Regions from separate parts of the Mus musculus genome. Here region 1 is linked to region 2. The links are chromatin loops, found by intact Hi-C in ENCODE. Cell type or tissue: left cerebral cortex. All regions are shown on one strand. Each heading gives the region's core, and the rest is flanking DNA. Links, peaks and the distances in the headings are about the cores only. Region 1 overlaps Eipr1 (EARP complex and GARP complex interacting protein 1). Region 2 overlaps Trappc12 (trafficking protein particle complex 12).

What was found. Peaks named below come from ENCODE experiments on the same cell type or tissue, not always from the same donor. Only the 100,000 strongest peaks of a DNase experiment are listed, where the experiment ranks them.
Region 1: a loop joins it to region 2, with 2.1 times the contacts of the local background. A loop is called at or near these places in 3 of 42 quality-filtered maps.

What each region holds. Positions count from the first base shown.
Region 1 is chr12:28,778,798-28,790,688 of GRCm38, reverse strand. The region is part of intron 3 of Eipr1 (EARP complex and GARP complex interacting protein 1); the gene reads right to left. Among named protein-coding and RNA genes, the nearest start is that of Gm46345, 18 kb to the right of the region's middle. In left cerebral cortex, for the core only: a CTCF peak has its summit at 6,172 (motif pointing right); DNase peaks (open chromatin) are centred at 2,887, 3,390, 6,113, 8,001 and 1 more place; H3K27ac peaks cover 2,007 bases.
Region 2 is chr12:28,709,746-28,721,636 of GRCm38, reverse strand. Trappc12 (trafficking protein particle complex 12) reads left to right here. Exons shown (of 12, transcript NM_178811.5): 5 at 447-585; 6 at 9,653-9,765. Among named protein-coding and RNA genes, the nearest start is that of Gm31269, 25 kb to the left of the region's middle. In left cerebral cortex, for the core only: CTCF peaks have their summits at 5,275 (motif pointing right) and 6,684; DNase peaks (open chromatin) are centred at 6,297 and 6,610; H3K27ac peaks cover 5,106 bases.

The DNA of each region.
Region 1 (11,891 bases), core at 1,416-9,415, 70 kb before region 2:
ACTCCAGCTCCGGGGATCTGACATCTGGCCTCTGACCACATGCATATGTACACACACATGTAAAAATAAAGACCTTCTGCAAAAGGACAACAAAAGGAGGGGCAAGTTCCAGGGATTGGCATGTGAAAGGCAGAGCCTCACGCCCCACTTCACTCACTACGACAGCAAACTCCAAAAGTTACACAGTCCTGGGAGGGAGAGGTGGCAACTCTGTGCATGAAAGAACTCCTTTTGCACCTTCCCTCCCTTCTGAAGCCAGACCACAGGAGAGACACGGAATATGCCCAGGCCTTTTGCAACTCTTAATCAAGTCTTCCTTTCCTCGAACTCCACGTGTATCTGTGCAGACTCCCTGTATGGAGGGAAACACAGGAGCCTGAGCCCTCCAGCACCTGCCTTCCAGACTCACATCCTTGCTTGTGACTGCTTGCTCAGCACAAAGTCAGAGGACCATCATCTCTGAAGAACTGAAGATGCTCCACAGCCTACAGTGTTAAATATTCAGCTGGCTACAATGCAACTGTAGTTGGGGGTAACCTTGTAGATCTGAGTGCTGGTATGGCCAAGCCCAGCGGTCTGGTGACTGGAAACTACCTAAGAAAGAAAGGGAAACACTGCTGGCAGAGGCCCTGGTACAATGGCAGGACTACTGCAGCCTCCTAGAAGCCAGAAAGAAAAGGTGGCACTCTGTACACTGGCCTCTACCACCTTCCTCTTTCTGCTAAGGAATTTTTTTCTTTTTTGAGGCAGGGTCTTTCCATATATCCCAGGCTGACTTGACATTTGATACACAGACCCAGGCTAGCTTTCACTCACAAAAATCTGTCTGCCTGACTTTCTATTAAGTACTTTAATTGCAATGTGGATAAAGTTTTGGCTTGTGATAAATAAGATGCAGCCAAGATGAATTCATTGTAAAAATAAACACACTCATTAATATGTAAATTGAATCTTTAATAAATGGAAAAACAGTATGTATACCAAAAAAACTGTGTATAATAAAGTTTTAATTTAATACCTACAACTGTTTGATTTATATGTTTGTCTTACATATCCAGGCTCATGTGAAAAGGTTGTAAGTGGGAAGTTGGAGGAGCGCTGGTCTAACCCACAAGGTCCCCTGACAGCAAGTTCTGCGTATTCCTGGGTGTAGCTGTGCTCCTACAGCTGTGCAGGAGACTGTTATGGACCAGGGGTGAGCAGGGTAAGTTCTGCTCACACTTCGGAGAGGACCTTCCTCTGGCAGAGTGATGAGGATATGTACTGGACACTGAAAAGCCAGAGCCCACCTAATGAGCACAGCTCATACCTCAAATGCCAGTCCTCACAAACAATGCAGGATGGGATGAGAGCGTAGAGCAGAGCCACGGCCCCACCTAGCATCACTACACACACTTAGAGGACAAGAGCTCAGGTTTTTATAATTAGAATCCACACCAGTGCAAAATGGGATGCTGTACTATATGACTATTTAAAAGTTCATTACATACCTGAATGCTTCTTGTGTACCCGTGTGCTGGGCACAGAATATCTATAGCTCCTATGCTGTCTGCTTCAAAAGTCATCTAGGATGTGCTAGGTGCTGAATGCATTATGATGTAGATCGAACCACATTTCAAAAGTGATGCCAGATATTTCAAAAATCCTTTGTCTAAATGCAATGCATGGCTCCTAAGATAATGGTTTTAAAAGCAACCAGAATTTTCCATCTATTCATCTTTAGTAAGAAACAAACATAAAATACACATAGAGTGATACAATGAGTCCGTAAAAGAGTGGTCCAGGATCTTGCCTGTGTTCTTTCTGTAATCTGTGTAACAAATCTGTAGATCCTGATTCTTCTAGAACAGGAGTTATCATCAAAGACACAACTGTTTACCGAATACAATAAAGCTAGACAGAGCCACGTGCCCTCAGGCAATACCACCCAGTGCTCTCCTGCTGACCCAGAGGTGACCGTGGGCTACACTTGGGCCTTGAAGCTCATATTGTCCTGCAGCCCCACTCCTGGACTTTGAAAGGATGCCTTACATCAAGACTTGTCCCTTCCAGCTATGTGCTAGCAACACTGGGAAAGGCCACTCTGCCAGTATGTAGAACTACCTGGGAAGTATTCCGATCGAGATGAAGCCAGCACATAGGGTCCACAGGATGCCTGTGAGCAAGACCCGTCCAGCAAGCAGATGGTTACTTGTACGTTTCTGTTAAAGGTTCATCTCTTTAACTTATAGTAAACATAAGAATCCGGTGCCTTCTGGATCTACTTCATTGAGCAGTCTGTGAGGGACAGCAGCCTAACCCTGACTCATATCCTTCTACTTCCTACGCTTTCTGTATATAAAGCTTTCTGTATATATGTGTTTCTTACAGAGGCTAAGAAATGTCCCCCAGAGTATTGAGCCTCAGGTTAGAATTGTCACCCAAATCCAAAGATGACTAACACTTGTACTTTCTCTGATTCTAGCAGTCCTGTAATGAATTGGAAACAGCCAGGCAAGAGCCCTCAGTCCCTCCACAGAGCATTGAGCAGAAGAAAACAATGCCAATGTAATAGATTCTAGTACTCAGAAAATCTTAACGTTTAAGACAGAGAAGGGAATATTTTGCCACACCCCCCCACAAAAAAACCAAAGTACAAAATAGACATCACATTATTGGCTTGATCTAGAAGACAAAATTATTAGTTGGAATAAAATAAGCTGAGTTTCCACATTTGTTTACTGTCTTGTTTAAACGAGTTATTTTAAACCAGTCATACCAAATGTCCACCTGAAGCACCGGCTGGCTTTCCAGCTCAAAGGAGCCACACTCCTCTCCCACATAACACGTCACTGCCTTTCCCGGGGGCCCTCTACATTCCCTTCACGCCCCCGAAGAGCGTCCTCTGAGGAGTCATCATACCCCAGCACTGTGGACTGACATGTCTGCCGAAGGCTAACCCAGCAACATCCTTGCATCACCCCCGCCCTCCACATGTTTCTCCCACACTACCAGGACCATCGGATGGTCCAGAAGGAAAGAGGTCAATGGACAGAGCGCGACTCCAGGTAGACTTGGGATGCACTGGTAAAGGGCAGCACTGAACAGAACACACTGGGAAGAAAAGGTCGTATGTAGATCGGAGCCAGCCTCCTATACTAACATCAGAGGCCAGCGTGGACTGGAACACAGAGAAGCCCTGCTTCACAGCCTGACAGTCAGCCACAACTGCCCTGAGGCCTGTGTGCATCCTAACCTCTACTCTGTGCCTGCCCGTGTCCAGGACATGTGAGCTAATGAGTGAGAGCAGGGCTGGGAAGGGGGCTGTGTGACCCTCTTAACATGCTGCAGGAGAAGACTTAGCGCTTAGATGTCAGCTCCACATGGAGTCAGGCTTCTCAACCACATGAGAATGAGACAGCACTGTTCATGTCACACACTTACTATGAGGCAGCACAGCGGAGCTCAGTGAACAGTAGGTGTCTGAGAAATCTCAGTGCCCAGCCCCCAACAACGACTGAAGGGTGCAGTCCCTTCTGTATCTGAGGTAGGTGTGGGATACTTGTGCCTACTACATTACTAGGTCCAACCAACTTCAGTTAACCTTGCTACATGGAAAACATAGGTTCCCCTGCTTGTCCAGGTACAGCAAACACTTCTCAATGCAGCTGGTAGCAACTATTTATCCACTACAGCTGTGCCTCAGCTCTGTCACTGCAGCGAAAACACCGAAAGATACTGTGAGCATCCACCCAGAGCACTGGCACGTCAGTGGGGCTCTACCCAGGGGATACATGCATACATTACATACATACATACATACATACATACATATGAGACACATGCTCACAGGTGCACACGCACACCTGAATACACAGCCATGTACTATTCTGGTACTACTTCTTAGATGTGATCAAATCATGAAGGACAGGCAATCTTATCCATCCATAACATGTCATCCCAACCTAGCAGTATTCATCCTAACAGCACAGGTAGAGGAATGGCCCGGGCAATAGAAACAAAAGACTGTTCTAGGCTCAGCACCACCAATCTGCGTCCAGCAATCTAGACCAACTGCCAAAGCATCCAGAGCCTAGGACGACAAACACAATGAATAGTTCAGACCACTCAGTTTCCAACACACTCTTCAACATAACTTCGAAGCCACACGATACTCAATAAGCCAGGCAGTAGGGCACAGGGCCAGTGAACTGGTGGATCTGGCCAGATCATTGCACGAAGACTGTAAGAACTAGGTCCCCTCTATTTCAGGTCAGAAGCACAGCAAATTCCTGCCATTTGCAGTTCAACCATGTGAAACCTCAACCAAAGCTTTTTACCTTTCAATGTTCCCATAAGCCCTGGGTTACCACTGTCTTTTTAGGACACCAAAGGTCTGTTAAAACAACGGCTTTCCCCCAGCAGGTGCATTTCTTACTACCCATAGGCAGTGTGTGGCCAACCTCTGATCCTCATCAGGCCTCCCTACATAGGCACCTACCACCTGCCACCCCCTGAATCAATGTACACTCACTCACTCTCATAGGCTTTGTTATAATTCGTTCCTAAAAGGGCTTGAGAGCCTCATAGGACGGTCTCTCCCCTTTCCCTCTCCCGCTCCCCTCCCCCTCCCCCTCTCCCTCTGACCCCGAGGCCTTGCATGTCTCTGTTCCCACCCCCAGACACTCTTACATGCCATTTTCTAACTAGCCCCTAGAAATCACACTGAATGGGCTCCAGTGATCCCATCCAAATTCTTTCTTGCCATTACCAATTTCCACCAAAAAAAAAAAAAAGAAAGGAAGGAAGGAAGGAAGGAAGGAAGGTGGGAGGAGAGGGAAGTAAGGAGGGAGGGGAGGGAGGGAAGGAGGAAGGAAGGAAGTAACGAAGGAAGGAAGAAGAAAAAGAAATAAGTCTGTCTTAGGAAGAGGAAAAACACTGAGGCCTGCTCTCATTTAGGAGGCTAGGGCCACCAAGTCTGCTTAGGATAGTCTAGGGAGCCCTGAGGTGCCTATGAACCCTCTGGAGTTTGAGACTCAGTTTCCATGAGATAAGGTATATGACAACAGACACCCATCTCTTTTCCCATCCTCCTCTCATTAACAAGCACAGAGCTTCACCCATGAACAAGCCACGGGATCTGTATGAATGCTGGGACCTCCCAATCCAGGCTGTGAAACCTGAGACCCTTTCCCTCCTTCCAGGGAGGTCAGGCTGATCAGCAAGTGGAGGGTAATTGTTGGGAACTGAAAAGGGGCCAGGACTATCACCTGCCTAACAGACCAGAACTGTGTTAGAAACAAAACAACTTTGAGAAGATACACCTGGTCTTGCAACACTGGTCTAACAGTTAGATCAAAATTCTTCCTCCCAATTCAGACTGACTAAATGTTGGCTCAGGTGACAAACTGAAAGGTGCAATATAGAAACAGTCACAGAGTCAAGGGAGGACTAATCATGTATCCCCCGATGTTTGATTCCACCATTTATATTACCCTGGGCCTCAGCTGTGGCAGGTGTTTTCATTAGAACACAAGGGAATGGGAACAAATGGGTCAAGAGGCCAGGAGGTGGGGCTGCGCATTAATTAGGACGTGACAGGACCACAGGAAGACTTGGGTAGAGGGAGCTGCCAGACGCAGTGAGGCAGAATGTAGGAGACTTTTTAATGGGGCTCCTGAGCCTGCACACACTGTAGCAAACTCTCCAGAGCGCAATGAACTCAAGACACTGCATACAGAATACTCCCTGGGCGGCCTGAGGTTTCCAAGCCATTTGAAAGCCTCTCAGTACACAGCAAGAGAAATCACTTCCTGAACTCCTAGCTCTAGCGCGATGAGGGCATCCCTGGCAGTACCTAGGAGAAAGATCCCAAGCCCTGCTTGCCGACTTCTACACTGGTGGCAAAGCACACACATGCCACCCTAAAGCAGACAGAGTGCTGATTTTAAAAACAGAAAACAGAATTTGAAACTAGATTGTCGACTCTTCCTCCTGAGTTGTTTGTAGAAGACTGTCTTCCAAGCCAGTCACACAGTGAACTTCACATGCATGACAAGGTGACCTGCAGGCTACACAGCTTCAAGCTGCTGCTCCAAATTCAGCATCAGCTTTACCACACCACCCACCTTCCCACTGGCACTCCCTGGAAGCCTTCTGTACTCATCGTGATAGCCACTAGGGGGATTCCCGGGCCTTGGCACACCACCATGCCCCTGCACCAAGGTTACTCTGGTGAACAGCTAGCTGTCTACTGCCTGCCTTCCCCACACAATTTCAAGGGAGGCCAGGACTTCACACTGGTTGGCCAACAGCTGTTCCAACGTGGCTGTACCCATAGCACAATGAACAGAAAGTAGGACAGCCTTAATAGCCAAAAGTGAGGTAGAAGGGAGGCTCTGAGGGTCCACAGCAAGGGATACAGGCCCTATGACCCAGCTCCTCCCCTTGTGAAATGCTATGAAGAGAGTCTCAGTCAGTCTGGCTGCTGTCAGCCTCACCACAATTTTATAGAACGCCAATTTGGGGATCTTACAAAAGCCTGATGTTGAATATACTTTTCGCTTTCAGCAATAATCCGTACAATATGAGCCTGAGAACTTTGGAGCTCTATGGAGGGAGGTGACGGAAGGAAGGGGCCAGAGGTAAGGTTATAGAGGGAGGGATGGTGTGGTCCTTGCAAGCCAGAGCCTGGGGTCTACACAAGCCCACTGTAGATGAGCCATCTGAGGGAGGGCCAACCCCCTGCCTGGGGTACAGAGAGCCAACAAGCCAGAGTAAACCTTATATTTGCCTCCCTCTTTCACCACCTCTGATGTGCACCAAGGACTTAGGCTTGATCACACTGATCTGGTGTGTGCCTTGATTTCAGGTGAGTGCCAAGGGGGTCAAGCCAGGGCCTTGGAAGGAAATGGGAGATAATGTGCTCTTGGTGGGATGAGGAGATGAGAAAAAGGCAGACCTTGCTAGCATGTAAAACCCTAGGGTCTCAATTATCAGGTGCCACAGCAAGAGCCTGAGCGGTCCCTAGCCACAGCTCCTAGGAGGGCATGCTGCCTATCCCTGGTGCATACAATCCCTCTCCACCAGCCCAGGAGGCCCCAGCAGGAGCACTGAACACAGTCAGTATTTCATCTGTGCCTCGTGCTGTCAGCTCCTGTGGTTCTAATTTCCCGAGGATGTAGTGCTGACATGATCTACGCTCTTCCTGACATTTCACCTTCCTCTGCTGAAAAATTCATGCTAGTCCTCATGTAGGACGATCTTGCCCAAGCATAAGGCAGGAGATGTATGCTGGCCACCCTCACTCATATCTGCTGCCATTTGCCCTTCTGCAACCATGGATGGAGCTCAGAAAGTCGTCGTTTGCAGACTTTAAAGCCTCTAATTTACCGACCAGCTGCCAGGGTTCTCTGTTAATTTTAAGGACATAGCCCATCTTTACTCTTCCTGAAGTCCAGCTGCTGAGGTTCCCTAGCTTCACAGCATTGCCTCTTCTACTCCCGCCACTTTGTCTGCTGAGACAAGGGTCCAGAGTGACAGGCAGAAGAGCCTGAGGAGAAAGCCTAGGCAACCTTAGCTTCAGTCTGGGGGCTTGTCTCGGTTGCCTTGGGCCTGCTGCTGTTTCTATTCCTGAACCTTTCCTGACCCTAACCAGTACCCTGGAAACAAGCCTGATCCCAAAGACCCTAGCTGTGTGTTCTGATGAGGTCACTCTGATGACCTCCAACACCCATAATGCCTGCCCTGGCTCACCTTATCATGCCCAGTCTCACACTGTGAAAGCTCCAACCCTGCATTGCCTACCTAGCTTCCTTCACACTACCTTGCCTTAGACTGCCTGGAGGCTCAACCTGAGGTGCTCACCAAACTGCCAGTCAACCTCCTTTTATCCACAGGACCAGTGCAAAGTCCATCACTCACTCACAACTTCCCTGGCAAGTTACCCAACCACGTCCACACAGCCCTTCCAGCTGTATGACACAGAGCATACGAACAGAAATGTATACACCTCCGCATCATTTCTCACCATCCCCATGTCTTCACCACCACCATCACCTCCCACCATCCTTAACTCTACCCCTGCCAACATCACCACCACCACCATCCCTACAAACACCAGTAATCCACCATCACCAGCATCCCAACTACCACCACCATCCTCACATTATCCCGCCATCATCAGAACTATGACTCTACCTGGCCCTCACCATCTCACCCCCACCCCATAACCACCATTTACATCATCACTCCCATCACTCCCACCCCACCCTCAACACACTTCAAACGACGAATGAGGCCAAGCACAATGTGAACTCACAGATGACAATTACACCTGATTTTTCATACTCATGAACAAAGTCATGAGTCAAATGCATGATCCAGCCAACAATGTACTCTGAATATAAAAGTGGTCCCATAAGTTTATAATAGAACTGAAGAGTTTCTGCCACCTAGTGATTACTGTTGCCACCATAATGTCACAACAAAATATATGACAAATTTGCAGTGGTACTGATGTGAATGAAGCCATTGAAATGCCAGTCTATAAAAGTCACAGCACATAAACTCGTGTATAGTGCACAGTACTGGATAACCATCAATTATGGTATTAGATTCTGTACTTACTAGATTTCTACTATTATTTTTTAGTGTATTCCTTCTTTTCTTTTATTTTTTTCTTAAAAGTCAGAGTCACCTTTCGAGCCGTGGGGTTTTTGGTTTTGTTTTTATATACCTGTAATTCCAGCACTCAGGAGGCTGAAGCAAGAAAATCCTGACTTTGAAAGCATTTGGCTTCAGCCAGGGCTGTATTAGTGAGACTGTTCCAGATCACCGTGAAATGCCTATGGAGATCCTGTCCCAAACAAACACAATCAAAACTAAACTAAACAAAACTCCAAATCAGAATGCAGTGTCCTAACAGCAACAGACTTGCCCCCTTGGTATTATGAGGTCTCTCTTTGTTTTAGGAGTGATGACCCTCACCACCCAGCTCTGTGTACATAAGCTCTATGCCCTTTGTGCAGAAAGACAGCCCAAGCAACATGTTTCTCAGAGAACATCCCACCTTCTTGCAACGTCTGATGCTCTGGACTGAATCTTACTTCTCATGGCCGAGGCATGCATGGTTCATGAACAGAGATCTCCTTCCTCAAGCTACCTGCTCTTCAGTTTCAAGCTTTTCTGTCTTAATTGGGGTTTCCTTTTCACAGGAAAGTCTTTTAATAATTGTTTTCTCCCTCAAGAGCTAGAACAGAAATAACTTCAAGCCAAGCCCACAGAGGAAGCTCTACAGCAGACACTGGCTGCTCAGCCAGGCTCCTTCACTCTGGAATCTACTTTACAAAGGAGGCTCGACCTCTTCTGGTCACAACACCATGCCATACCCAAGGGACACCCAACAGTAAGCAGCTCAAAATGCCTGCAGGATGCCACTTCTAGTTAGAAACACAAAGCAGAGGCGTGCAACCTGGGGGCCCACATGTGCTCTACATGGGGTATGGCTCTTGGAACCCCAAGAATGCAGAAATGTTGAGAGACAGGTTGCCTCACAGCTGCTGTGAGAACCTAATGGCAGCAGAAGGCCCTACCCAAACCGCTCCATAAATAACAAAGAAAAAAGACATCATGACTGTTACAGATGTACATATGTTAAAGCCCCAAGTCCCAGGAGACCACGTATGGAAACAGGCTCCTAGGAAAGAATTAAGGTTCAATAAGGGTCGGGCGGTGACCTAACATGACTGGTGTCCTTATAAAAGACAGGCAGAAGAGAATACAGAGACAAGACCGCTGAATACACAAGCCACAGAGAAGGCCATGAGAGACATGAACTGCTAGACTGTCCTCTTGGACTTCCAGCCTGCAGACCCATCAGGGAGTAAGCCTCTGTTGTTTTTAACCCCATCCAAGGAGGGCTGCTGCACAGCAGAGAGGACGAGCACAGAGCCTCGGCACCTTTGTGAAAGGGTACACAATACTAGGGGCAAGGGACCACCTCAAGGCCACCTTCCTAATGCAGAGTCCAGGCCTCCAAAAGCCAGGGAGATTGCATGCTCCTACTCTGTATCTCCAAAGCGGAACTGCAGATGCTTCGGGAGAGGTGAGGGCCAAGGACAGAGAGCAAGTACCAGGCTGTGGGCGAGCACAGTAAATGACCCATCTGGAGTGGAGGCAGGAAACTGGAGGAAACAGACACAGTGTTTTTTATGGTCTTACTGGAAAAATTAATTCAGATTGGGTTTTGTCAAAGCACCCCCATGGGCTGAGACCAGGAGGAAGGACTATAAACAAAGCACACTGACAAATGGCAGAACACCGAGCTTTGAGGGGCGTCCGGGGTGCTATGGGACCAGGCCTTATTTAACATCTTCATTAGTGATCTGGAAGGAGCAGTAAACAGCACATTAATTACACATCCAGATGATTCTGAATTTGGAGGTGCTGCAGAAAGTCAACGAGGACAGAGAAATGACACAAATGGGACCCAGAGGCCTTTGCGAGGAGCATACTTAGTATCCGAGGCTCTGGCTCACATAAAACAGAATGCTAAGAACACTCTGTGCTCTGGGTCAACATCCACTGTCCAAGTAGCAGTGGCCAGGCAGATGCAAGTCAAGTCCTCCCCACGACTAAATGGTAAAAAACAATAGCACTTAAAAAAATGCTGCAGTCCACATTCTCCCTGGCTGTTACTCAAAAGACTCAGGTCTCATGCGACACCGAATCCTCAAGCTTGAAAGCCACACTCAGCCAAGGTCACTGGGGTACAAGTGCCGAGGTGGACACACAGAAAGGGAATGATTAGGCCTCTCTGGACAATACTTGCGTCCCTAGAACTTTATTCCATTCTAAAGATATAAAAGACACACGTTTAGTGCCTTTGAACTCATGACCTCTGAAGGCCAATAGTAAAAGTTACTATAAACAAAACATGAAAGTGACAGTTACAGCTCAACTCCACAGGACAAAAAAACAAACAAACAAACAAAAAACAGTAAGAAACACAATGTGAATTTACAAAACGTACACCCCAGAAGCAAATAATGGAGGCCTGGGCCATTGTGCCAAATGCTGTTTTCTTGGAACAACAAATTCAGAAGGGCCAAAATCCCGAACATACTGCTCTGGAAAAAAATTATAAAATTACTTTTTAGAAGACATTTATTTACATATTACAAGGGATTTATTGGTAGAAAGAAAAACATGCAGAATACGACATCAGCTACATTATAGCAATAAAGTCTCATATTTGTGCAAAGCATAAACTCTCTGGGATAACAGCAGTGATAACTGAAATAAGACACTCCTAAAGAAAAGACACCAAGGGAAAAGCTGGTGACTATGCACACAGCTGTGCAACAACAGACACCATGAAAGCCATGATGAACAAACCCCATCCTCAGAGGAAACAGACCGGCTGCGCACAGCCAGTCCCCTTTCACAAATGCACATTTGGAAGTGCCATGCTCATAGGGTACACAGGGCACACAGAGAGCACACAAAGCATACAGGGCATACAGGGCACACAGAACACACAGGGCACACAGAGCATACAGGGCACACAGAGCACACAGAGTACACAGAGCATACAGGGCACACAGAACACACAGGGCACACAGAGCATACAGGGCACACAGAACACACAGGCACACAGAACACACAAGGCACACAGAGCATAAAGGGCACACAGAGCATACAGAACACACAGGGCACATAGAGCACACAGGGCATACAGGGCACACAGAGCACACAGGGCATACAGGGCACACAGAGCACACAGGGCACACAGAATACACAGGGCACACAAGGTATACAGAGCACACAAGGCACACAAAACACACAGGGCAACACAACACACAGGGCACATAGAACACACAGGGCACACAGGGCAACAGAACACACCGGGC
Region 2 (11,891 bases), core at 2,276-10,275:
GGTGCTCACCTTGCTCACACCTCACAGACCACCCTCCAAGCCTATGGTCGTACCCTTCCCTGACCTTGCAGGTCCTCCTCAGAGTCAGCCCTTCCATTCTGAAGGGCCATCCTCCGCCAGGCTGAGTGCCCCACCCACCCGTCCCTGCACTTCTCTGCTGTCCACACTGGTCCCGGTCCCAGCAGGAAGTGGGGATGTTTTCTCTTCCTTAGCTGATGTGCTGCTCAGGCTCGCACCTTGAGCTACTGCATTAGGTTCAGTTAATGAAATTCCCCACGCTGCTGTGTGGAGCTCAGCAGTGTGTTTGTAAGCATGGAACTGTGTAAACTGGAGGACAGCAGTAACCGTAGCCCTGAGCTCTGGCTTTCTTATATAGAGGCAGGGCCCCACACAAGGCCACCACGACAAGGACAGGGCTGACTTGGGTGTCCTATCCTGCATTTCAGCTCTGGTTTGTGAGGTTGGCGCTGCTGGTGAAGTTGGGCCTTTTCCAGAATGCTGAGATGGAGTTTGAACCCTTTGGAAATCTGGATCAACCAGACCTATACTATGAATACTACCCACACGTGTACCCAGGACGCAGGGGTAAGGCAGTGAGTGCTGCTTCATGCCAATGTATGTGTTCTACTGTGCTTTATACAAACTTCGAAACTCTGGCTTTTCTTTACCTTTTCAAATCTGAAAAACCAAATCAGTAGCCTAGCACAGCCACCATTCATGCAGTTTTGTGAACATACTGACTAGGAGTGACTTGGTGTTTTCTGGGTCTCTTAGAGGCCAGCTGACAAGCACCTGCTAGAACCTGTTACCCAGTGTTCTCCAAGGGAGCACCGCCATTGTGCCACAGCCGCACAAAACTGCATATGTTCCTGAAGTTTCTGTTGGCAGCTGCAGGAAGACTCTGTTCTTAATTTATTTTAAGATTTTGGTTATAGCAATGGAGGGCATCACAGTCTCTACCGTAACACAAGGCCATAGCATGGACTGTTCTAGGACAGGGGCAAAAAGTAAGGCTGGAGAAAAGGAGATTAAAACTGTCTAGAGCCTTTTGTCTAAGTGTAGTGGTTTGGATAAGAAGCCTTACTCCCCAGTGGGTGGCACTTATTGGGGACAGTTAAGATATGTGGCCTTGCTGGAGGAGGTGTGTCACTGGAAGTGGGCGTCTAGGTTTCAAAGCCGCCAGTGCTTCCCAGCACTTGCTCTGCCTGGTGGTTGTGAATCAGGATGTGAGCTCTCTGCTGTTCCTTTGCTCCGCCATCATGGACTCTAACCCTCTGAAACCATAAGACAAATCAACCCCTTCCTTCCATAAGTTGCTTTGTCCTGGTGCTTTATCACAGCAATAGAGAGCTAAAGCACAGAGGTGGAGGGCCTTATAGAGGCCTCAACTCTGCGTCACACGGAGAAAGCCATCTTGGGAGGACATTCAAACATATGGAATTTCAGGCCATTCTCATTCAAGCCAGTATACCATACTTCCCTCATTACTGGGTTAAAGTCCCCTAGAAGTCAACTTAAGGAAGGACAGGTGATTTTGATTCACGGTTTCAGAAGGAACACAGTCCCTCATGGACGGGAAGTATGGTGGTGAGGGCTGTGAGGCAGTCACAGCTCATCTGCAGTCTGCATGCAGAGAGATGAATGGATTGCTGGTGCTCCGCTCAGTCTCTGAATTCACTCCTGGGCCCCAGCCCATGCGATGGTGCTGCTCACATTTAGGGTGGGTCCTCCCATGTCAGTTCAGCACTTTGAGAAATGTCTTTACAGACCCAGAGTTACATCTCCTGGATGATTCCAGTCTAGTCAAGTTGTTAATGAAGAGGAACAGCCCCTGTCATATGCAAAGGTCTGACAGGTTAAGGGCGTCACTGTGTATGGGAACTGGGGGGACAAGGATTCTAGCTAGTCTCCTTTTCTTGATTTCTCGGATCATCAGGAGACAACTGATTTTTCTCAGAAGAGTAGCTATTTTCCTGAAAGCATAAGAAATGTTTCCTCAGTCCATCTCGGCCGCACTCTGCCTTAACCGCAAGGTTAGCAACTAGTTTCAATGGGGTTTTGTCTGTGACCAACAAAGCATAGAATGTGAACCACAGAGGCTCATCTCTCACTGGCACCAGGCTACTAAACCCATAGTCACATAGCTGCACAAAGGCTCTGTGCTATTCCTGGTGACATTCTCGAGAATTGCAGATGCAAGATTACTATCTCATCCCAGTAGCTTCTGAGCACTGGACAGCTGTTGGGGACAGTCTAAGCAGGTGTTTGCTGTAGGAGGGATAAAAAGCTCAGCTCCCCTGGGCTTCTGGCCACCACTGTCCTGCTGCTCAGTCTCAGCAGGCCTGCTGGCCTACGGTAACTCAGAGGCCTCTGCACCACATTCCTCTGTGAGGACTTTCCAAGGAACAAGCTTCCTTGAAAGATAGCAACATGTTTAAGTCCAGGCATCGAGTGGTCCGTTGTCGCTGTCCAGTTTAAGGCCATATCTCCCAGCAGATAATACAGCTTGAAGAACATTTAGGTACCCAGCCTGCAGATGTGCCACCCGAAGAGCAGGCAGATGTGCAGGCTGAGGAGCAGGCAGATGTGCAGGCTGAGGAGCAGGCAGATGTGCAGGCAGAGGAGCAGGCAGATGTGCAGGCAGAGGAGCATGCGGGTGTGCAGGATGAGGAGCAGGCAGATATGCAGGCAGATGTGCAGCCTATGTTCTGCTCCTGCCCGAAATTAAGTGGCACCTGGATGTGGATGAAGAGAAGACAGAAGCTGTGCATCATGAAGCAGCTATTTCAGATTATGAAATGGACATATATCATGCATGCTCAAGTGTTAATATGCATTCACGGTGATAGGCTGGATGCTGGCTAATGCTGCTTATCATTTTGTGGCATTACAAGCATAAATGTAAGAATTGATTCATTCATTTCATTTTAGCTCACAATATATAAGCAAAGCAAACCATTAACATGTGCTTTTAAAAGGGGGTTATAGTAATACAAACAAATAAATAACTTTTATGAATGAGCTTTAATATATTTCATTTAAGATTGGGTATTATAGCAATTCATGATATTCATAACAAGACTTGATGAACTGTGTGTGGAGCTAATGAAGTTGAGTTTTTTTGTTTGTTTTTCATTCATAAAAGGGACAATGCTGTATTTGATATATTTCTAGAACATTTAAGCAGTTTCTATCCAATGTTCAGCTGTTCTGCAAGTCCCATTAGCTTTGTCTACTGACCCTTAGCCCCACTTGGTCTACTGTGCAGAGTTCTCTTCTTGCTCATGGAGCAGCAAGGAGGACAGAGTTCAGGCAGCACAGCCCCAGCATTCACAGTGTCCTGTCCTCTGCCCTCTGCCCTCTGCCCTCTGGGCCTGCTCTCCCACCACACTTACTGCTCTTGCCCTGCCAAGGCTGCATGTCCCTCCCCAGCACTGAGGGCCCATGAATTCAACTCCCATTACCAGTCCTACCCCCTCCTAAAATCCGTTCCAACCAGGAGCTCCCGTACTTCCAGATCCAGGGGTTACATGTCCGCACATATTCAGTGACCATGCTTGCTCTCTGTGTCAGGAGCTTGTCTTCCTTGGTTTGGGAAAAACCACTTTCCCTGGGTTGCTAGAATTCCTTCCTGGGAGGAGATGTAAATATCTGTCCTTCCTCCTAAAGTCCCAAGGACACAAGAGTCTCGATCCCACCCTGCAGTTCCAGAGTAGAGGTGAGGGTTACCTACAAGGCACAGGCGCACCTCTGCCCATCAGGCTGTACAGGAAGCCTTTGCCCAGCCAGGATGAGGGCTTCCCCGAGCTACATAGATGGAGCCCCCTCCTCTACTCTTCTCTAGCCTGCATTCTCTAGACCCTCCCTGAGCTTGGATGCATTCACTCAAAGTTTCATAGAACAGGTGGTGGGGATTGGCTGGATAGTCAGGGAAGGGTCTCCTCTTCCTTCATGGTGGGCTGTAAACAGTCAGCAAGCCCAACTGGGACAATCCTTCTGGAAGGGGACGCAGCTGAACTCCCCCAGGATGCCAATCACCTGGCTCAAGAGCATTTGAGGCGCAGTTTAGCCTCTTTTCAGTGCCGGGTTCCTACGAAGACTAGCATAGGCATCGTTGCACATCTCTCTGTGTGAACATCTATGGGGCTCTCCAAGGTCTAAGTTAAAAGTGGTTTTACTAAAGCCTGTTGTGCCAGAGTTTTCAGTTTAGCCAGATTGCTGTTAAAACAGCCCTGCGCCCTCCTTTCCTTCCCAGCAGCAAGATGTGGTTTCTTTTCCCTCGGCAAGTCAGCAGCCTGGTTGGACTGACTTGCTGGGCCTGAGCCCCACCTGTTGGTCTTACTCTTCCCCTGACTCCTGTTCTGTGGGGCCTCCTCCCCAGGGGCTCACTCCCACACAGGCTTTGTTTCCTGCTGCTCATTTATTGGTGTTCTTCCCATGGTATGGGCATTTAGTCCTTTGTTAGTAATTTTAAAGGGAGCCTCTCCCATTCTAGGAAGGATAATTTCCAGGCCTGCAGGAGGGCCCTCTGATTTCAGAGGCCCAACCTAGCCTTTTTATTTGGCAGCAACTCCTGGTGGGCCCATGTACTCTATATCTAAATCATAATCCTGGCAGTGATGTTGGGATCAGACTAGGAATTAAGGCTATTTTAGTCAGGGTTTCTATTCCTACCAAAAAAAAAAAAAAAATCATGACCAAGATGCAAGTTGAAGAAGAAAGAGTTTATTCAGCTTACACTTCCACATTGCTTTTCATCACCAAAGGGAGTCAAGACTGGAACTCAAGCAGGTCAGGAAGCAAGAGAGGCCGTGGAGGGATGTTACCTACTGGCTTGCTTCCCCTGATTTGCTCAGTTTGCTTTCTTATAAAACCCAAGATGACCAGCCTAGGGATGGCACCACCCACAATGGGCTGGGCCCTCCCCCCTTGATCACTAATTGAGAGAATGCCTCACAGCTGTCTCATGGTGGCATTTCCTCAACTGAAGCTGCTTTCTCTGTGATAACTCCAGCCTGTGTCAAATTGACACACTTAAACAGAGGCACATGGAGACATGTACCAGAGAACTTTCTGGAATATTTTCTTTCTTTCCCTCTTTCCCTCTTTCTTTCTTCCTTTCTTTCTTTCTTTCTTTCTTTCTTTCTTTCTTTCTTTCTTTCTTTCTTTCTTTCTTTCTTTCTTCCTTCCTTTCTTTTATGACTGACAATTTGTTTTAAAGATTTATTTATTTTATGTATATGAGTGCACTGTCCTGTCACTTGCTGTCTTCAGACACACCAGAAGAGGGCATCAGAGCCCATTACAGATGTGATACCATGTGGTTGCTGGGAATTGAACTCAGGACCTTTGGAAGAGCAGTCAATGCTCTTAACTACTGAGCCATCTCTTCAGCCCCTGGAATATTTTCTTAACTAAGCCACAGCACACTGCTGCCCTGGTTATTGCCCAGACAGTGGCATAGCTCTAGGTACATGAATAGTAATCCCCAGGGGCCATAGAGAGCTGTTGGCAACTGCACAGGTGCCCTGCTCTCTGTGGAGACCTGCTGTTCTCCCTCCCTCAGGTCCACTTGCCACTTTCTCCTTCTCCAACAAAAGGAAACAGCAAGTACACTTAGCTTGGCAGATATTCCTGTGGAATCTTCTGCGTCAAAATGTTTTGGGCCCAGAGTCAGACAACCCTATGACAAACCCAGATTTGTCTCAGCTATCCACTGCTACTTCTGTACTCCCAGGGGGTATCGCACCCTCCCCAGGAGATGGCTGCCACCCCACCCCTGGCATGGAGGGATGAAACAAAGGGATCAGGTTATGTACCGAGCACTAGGGATTATTTTGGTTTTGTCTGTTTTTCTGCAATGTTCAGGACAGAACAACTGCTCTTAGGGACTTAAGATCGCTTTCCCAACCCTGTTCTCTGATTGGCTTTGAGAACCTTCCTTGTACCTTCTGGGTGCCTTCTGGGTTTTTTTGTTTTTGTTTGTTTTTGTTTTTCGAGAAACCCTTCGAGACAGGGTTTCTCTGTATAGCCCTGGCTGTCCTGGAACTCACTCTGTAGACCAGGCTGGCCTCGAACTCAAAAATCCGCCTGCCTCTGCCTCTGCCTCTGCCTCCCGAGTGCTGGGATTAAAGGCGTGTGCCACCACACCCGGCTTTCGCTGCAGTGCGCAAGGTACTGCACATGGTACTGCGCACGTGGCACGGTTGTAACTGATGACCAGCCACTGAGTCGTGATTTCCAGTGAGCTAACTGTGTGCATTTGCTGTGTTTCTGTCTTTGGAATGCCCGCACACCACCACTTTCAGTCTGTTCAGAGCCCTCTCCGTGAGAAGGAAAGACTCGCCATGGCTCGAGTTTGGGGTTTCCATGGCGCTGCTTATCTTTCCATGGTCCCTTCCCTTTCAGTGCATGATCTCACACGGGAAAGAAAACACATTCTCATTATCTCAGTGCACCTGCCAGCGGTGCCCCAATGGGCTGTGGTCTGTGCTAGGTTAGGGTTGCAGCGCCTGCCATGCTGCTATAGACACTCACTTCTGAACTTAGACCTGAGGACAGATCACCCTCAAATCATCGAGCCAGATGTACAGACTCTCGAATTAACTGAGTGCTAAGTTTCCGTCCTCCCTGCTGCCATCTGCTCCTCGAAATTCTCACCCAGTCTTCAGTCTTCCTCTGCTCCCTCCAGTGTCTGCAGCTCACAGGTCTCTTTCTCAGGCAAATTCTGAATCTTTTATATCCACACAAAACCTGACATGGCTGCATAATATTGTAAACATCTGGAATTTCATTCTTTACTGCAAAGTCAGTTTACCTCCCACAGCTAACATGTTAGGCTGACATTAGATTTAGATTTATAGTTCACATTACTCTGCCTGAACTCCTGAGTACCGAGAAGGGTGTCCTCCTGCTTCCTGCAGCTTTCTGTTTCCCCGACACTTGCGACAGTTGAGAAGCTACTTGGAGCACTACCTGGATTGGATGACCTAGTCCATATTTTTTATCACTCTACCTCCATCTAAAAAAATTTGATCAAATAATAAATATTTGATCTAGGGTACTTTTTGTTTACATACCAATGTAGCATTAGGTGGAAGATGTCTTCATAGCATTGAGAGTAGTATGTGTCCTTGAACACTCTCACACAGCGGTATCTCAGCAGTAGAGCATCTCAGGGAGACTGATGGAGTGATCAGTATCCCCATCAGCTGCCAACCTGCTCCTTCCACCCCGGTGATGGGGAGGAGGATACCAGGGAGGGGAGAGGGTGTCCAGGGTCTCCTGATGGATCAGTGAATCTAGTTAAGTGTCCCTGTTACAAAAATGAAAGAGGAAGACTGAGACCAACCTGTGGGTCTGTGCCTTAGGGACGGAAGAAGCTACAGTGGGACTCTCCCCACATGCTCTCTGTTGCCAGTGGCGAACATACATATAGTGTTGGGTACATGGCAGCAAGTCCAGCTGTGCCTCTGCCCCACGCTGCCAGGAGCTGCCTCTCTCCGAGAGCAGCAGTGACCCATGGAGGTCACACCCATGCGGCTCTCTGCTTTCAGTTTTCAGTGCACACACCAAGGCCCAGCAGATTTCTAGCACATTCCTCCCTGACTTTCCACAATGGTGGTGTAGCTCTTCAACACTGCAGGGGACAGTCTGAAATAATCTTCAAGTAGTTGTTTTTATTTAATGTGTTCTCTCTCTCTCTCTCTCTCTCTCTCTCTCTCTCTCTCTCTCTCTTCACCACCACCACCACCCCAGCCTCATTTAATATTTTCTAAACAACTAATGAGAATACTTCCTCAGTATTCATGTCAACCTATTTTTAGACAGGCCCCGACTGTACATGGGAGACACACACACACAGAGGACTAGGCTCTTCTTACAGATTTTGACTGGCCAGGCTTTGTTGTACTGGGTAGCCAAACTGAACCTGAAGGATGCTGAAATTCCCAGCAGCTGAGACAGGCAAGCTCGTCCATACTTGGGGAGTGTGGTGGCTTGATCTGGGCACTTGAATGCCTGGTGCCCAGGTAGTGGTGCTGCTAGGGGGCGTGTAACCTTTCTGAGGGAAGTATGTTACACTTGAGTGTGTGTTTACACTTTTAGAGACATGTTGTGACCAGGGACTGGCCTCTACTTGGTTCTTAAAACTTGCCACGTAACTTGTAAGTTAAATCCGTTTGCTTAGCATGGAACTGACAGACAGTATTTCCCAGCTGTTCTCTTCCTGTCTCAGTTCTAGAGCTTCCTGTTCTCCTATGTAGTTCCCATCAGTTTCCTCTTTCGAATGCAGCCACATGCCTTGTGCTGATGGGCAGTCCTGAAGACTCTAATCTGGAGAAGCCTCAAGTGTGCCAGCAGACCTGTGAGCAGGAAGGACACCTTTTCCTGCTCCTGCTCTAGCTCCACTCTGTGCCAAGCTAGCAGGAGCCCAGGATGGAGAGATGGCCTGGCTGAGATGTCTGGCCCTCTCTGGCAGCCTCAGGAACACCTCCTGAGCCCTGTTCTCTGAGCCCAGGATAGGGAGGTCCCTTCACTGAGCTATCTGCCCCTTCTCTGGCATCGCCAGGAGCACCTCCAGAGCCAGTTGCTTTCTTTGCAGCCCTCCCTGCTGGGAAATACAAATCCACTGCCTTAGTCAATGTTTGATACCATGACCAAGGCAACTCTTATAAAAGAAAGCATTCAATTGGGGGCTTGCTTACAGTTTCGGAGGGTTATTTCATTATCATCATGGAGAAGACCATGGCCATGCAGGTAGGCTGAGAACCTCATCCTGAATGGGGGGTGGGCGCTGACTGAGCTTTTGAAACATCAGAGTCCACCCTTCCTTTAAGGCCACACCCCCTAATTCTTGTAATCCTTTAAAGTCACTCCCTGGCAACTAAGCATTCAAATGTATGAGCCTATGGGGGCATTCTTATTCAGGCCCCCATATTCCCTCTCCACTCACACTCACACTCTGACCTGCTACAGTAATGTACTCTGTATAGCTTTCATTGGTGGCCATTTGGTATCTGCTACTGAATTTATTTGTGAGAACCTCTGTGGTTGCTGCAGAGCTGTGGCAATAGTGGTAACATCTGGTCTCCCTTGGTAATTGGCTAGATATGTAAGATATGACTTAGCAGAGAAAACCAGCTTGTATTCTACAGCTAAACCAAAAATCAAAGGACTTCTGTTCTTGCTTCCAATGCAACACCTGTGTGCTGGCTAGTGTTTTGTCAGCTATACAGACAGAGAGCCTTAGTTGAGAAATGATCTACCAGATTGGCCTGTGGGCAAGTCTGTGAAGCACTTTCTTGATTGATACTTAATTTGGGAGGACCCAAGTTGTCGGGGTCCGTGCCACCCCTGGGCAGGGGGTCCTGGATGATATAAGAAGCAAGCCAGTAAGTAGCACTCCTCCATGGCCTCTGCATCAGTGCCTGCCTCCAGGTTCCTACCTTGAGTTCCTGCTCTGACTTCCGTGGGTGATGAACTACAAACTGGAAGATGTAATATTGCAATTGTTACATTTTGATCATGGTGTTTCATCACAGCAATAGAAACTGTAACTAAGACACCCTGTAAATGCTTCCTTCCTCTGGACAGTCAGAAAACACACACATCCATAGCAAGCTCACTAATTTACCTGTGGTTTCTACTCTAGGCTCCATGGTCCCCTTTTCGATGCGTATTCTGCATGCAGAACTGCAGCAGTATCTGGGGAACCCACAGGAGTCCCTGGACCGATTACACAGGGTCAAGACCGTCTGCAGCAAGGTAACTGTCATGGTGTTCAGTCCTCTTCCTCTGAGCATTCACACCACGGCATTCTCCACCGGTCCCCAAGGGAAACTGTCTCACTTCTTCCTCATACACAAGGTTCTGGAATAGTGTCACTATGGTATCCATACCTAAAGTGTTTGTCAAAGGCTAGAGACTGGTTTGGGGCAGAGCCACTGTAAGCCAGTTGCCCAGATGAAGCTCTGCTGTCTGGAAGACTCACAAGGACTGGACAGTGTGTGCATATTCCACGTGCCTGGCTTAGATCAGGGCGATGCTCTTATGCAGCATCCTCTTATATGGAGACATCACTTACTTTTCTTAAAGGAGTACAGTGATGGTTTTGTTTATTGCCTTTGAGTCATTTGGTGACTTCTCGTGTCTGGTTTAAATGGAATCAGTGTACCACACTGTCATGACACAGAAGCCCTTGGCTGTCACTGTCTGCAGATGCCTGTCTTCTGCTTTCTATGCCTCCCTTTCTGGCTCTGCAGACTGTCTGTTCCTCCAGGTCTCACCAGAGTTTTGCAAACTGATTGGGGAAGAACCCACACAGCAGAGACATTCCTAAGAGCCATTTGCATAAATAGGTATAATCCATAACCAGTAAGGTACAATTAGCTTGAGGTTAATTTCATTTGCCAGTGCAGATGAACCACCCCTACTCCACAATCCCAGGTAGATTTGGCTTCGGGGTAAGAGGTAGAAAGGTTTCCTTAGAGCCTCTGCTGCAGCAGATGAGGCTCTGTCTCATGCACTCAGAAAAAGAGGCGCGTGGGCTGGGAGTGTGGCCCGCTTCTCTGCTGATGGCTGACAAGACAGCGTGAGAGCTCTGTTCCAGGAAGGGTTGGTGTCTTTGCTAAAAGGGGTTTCTGACAGATGGGCGCACTTGGGCTTGCCGCTTTCCAGTAGACAAAGTTAGAAATACAGGACAACAGCCACCACCATCCTCTCCTCGCGGGCCGGCTCGGGCAGGCCAGCCGTCAGCCCCCTGATGGCTCTGCCCGCTGCTGCCGCTCCCCTGATCCAGATGCTCCACTTTCCCACTGCTCCTGCGGAGAACAAATTAGCTGTGACTTAATCAGAGACGATGGGGCATTCGGCAAGCCACTTAAAGAAGCAGAAAGAGAGACTGAGGAGCGCTTCATCCCTCTGGGCTGCAGACAGGCGCCCTGCCCCGAGGCTCACACTCCTGCCCCGCATCTGTCTACCCAGAGCAAACTGCCCTCAACAAAGGAGCTAGAACTTCCATCAGCTGGGTGTGCAGGGCGGCTGCCCTGCTGGGGGTCACAGCAGAAGCCTCTGATTGGCACGTTGCAAATCTCGGGCATGGACAAGAAAGCCACTGGGCACTGCGCAGCAGTATGGAGTCTCGGTCCACTGAAGAGCTAGAGAGGGACACACGAGAACCCAGAGAAAGCCAGGCTTTCCGGCTAGTAAAGATGTCTTCCATTCAGTCCTCTTTGCCTTTCTTTTCTTAGCACATGCATCCCCTCCGACTGGTGTGAGTAGTAAGAAAAGCACACACAGACAGGAGGACATCTGGAGCCACACAAACTGGGTGGAAACACCGAAGTGTACATCCTGACCAGGCCTGGCCTGCTGTGCTGAGCAACGCTACTAGTGGCCTGCACCAGTGACCACTCAATGCTGGAGCAGTGGGGATATTTAATAATTCTTCAAGTGTCCAAGAGCACTCTGAGAAGCCTCTTCCCTGTGGGAAGCCTACCTTCCAGAAGGCCCCCAGGTAGCCATGGTAAAGATGGGAAGGCCTACCTATTGGTCCTTGAGTGGGTGTTAGTCTCACATGTGTGTGCCGAGACCTCATGTCTACAGCAAGCCCTCACTCATGACAGCTCCTGCAGGCCAGGGCCCCAGCCCAGAGAGGTGTGCAGCAAGTTAGGACACCTGCCCAGCCACCTACTCAGATAACTGTAAAACTCAAAGCAGGGGTCATGGCCTGTGTAAATATTGTGGCAAGCAAGTGGTAGGGGCTGTATACAGAGTCAAGCAGGGTGCCAAAGTCACTCCAGACATCGTTCCCCTTGGACACATAGCCTTCCCGTGCTGTGGGTGTGTAGTGAGAATTACCCACATTTTAGGAGTGCAGGCTGGTATTCCAA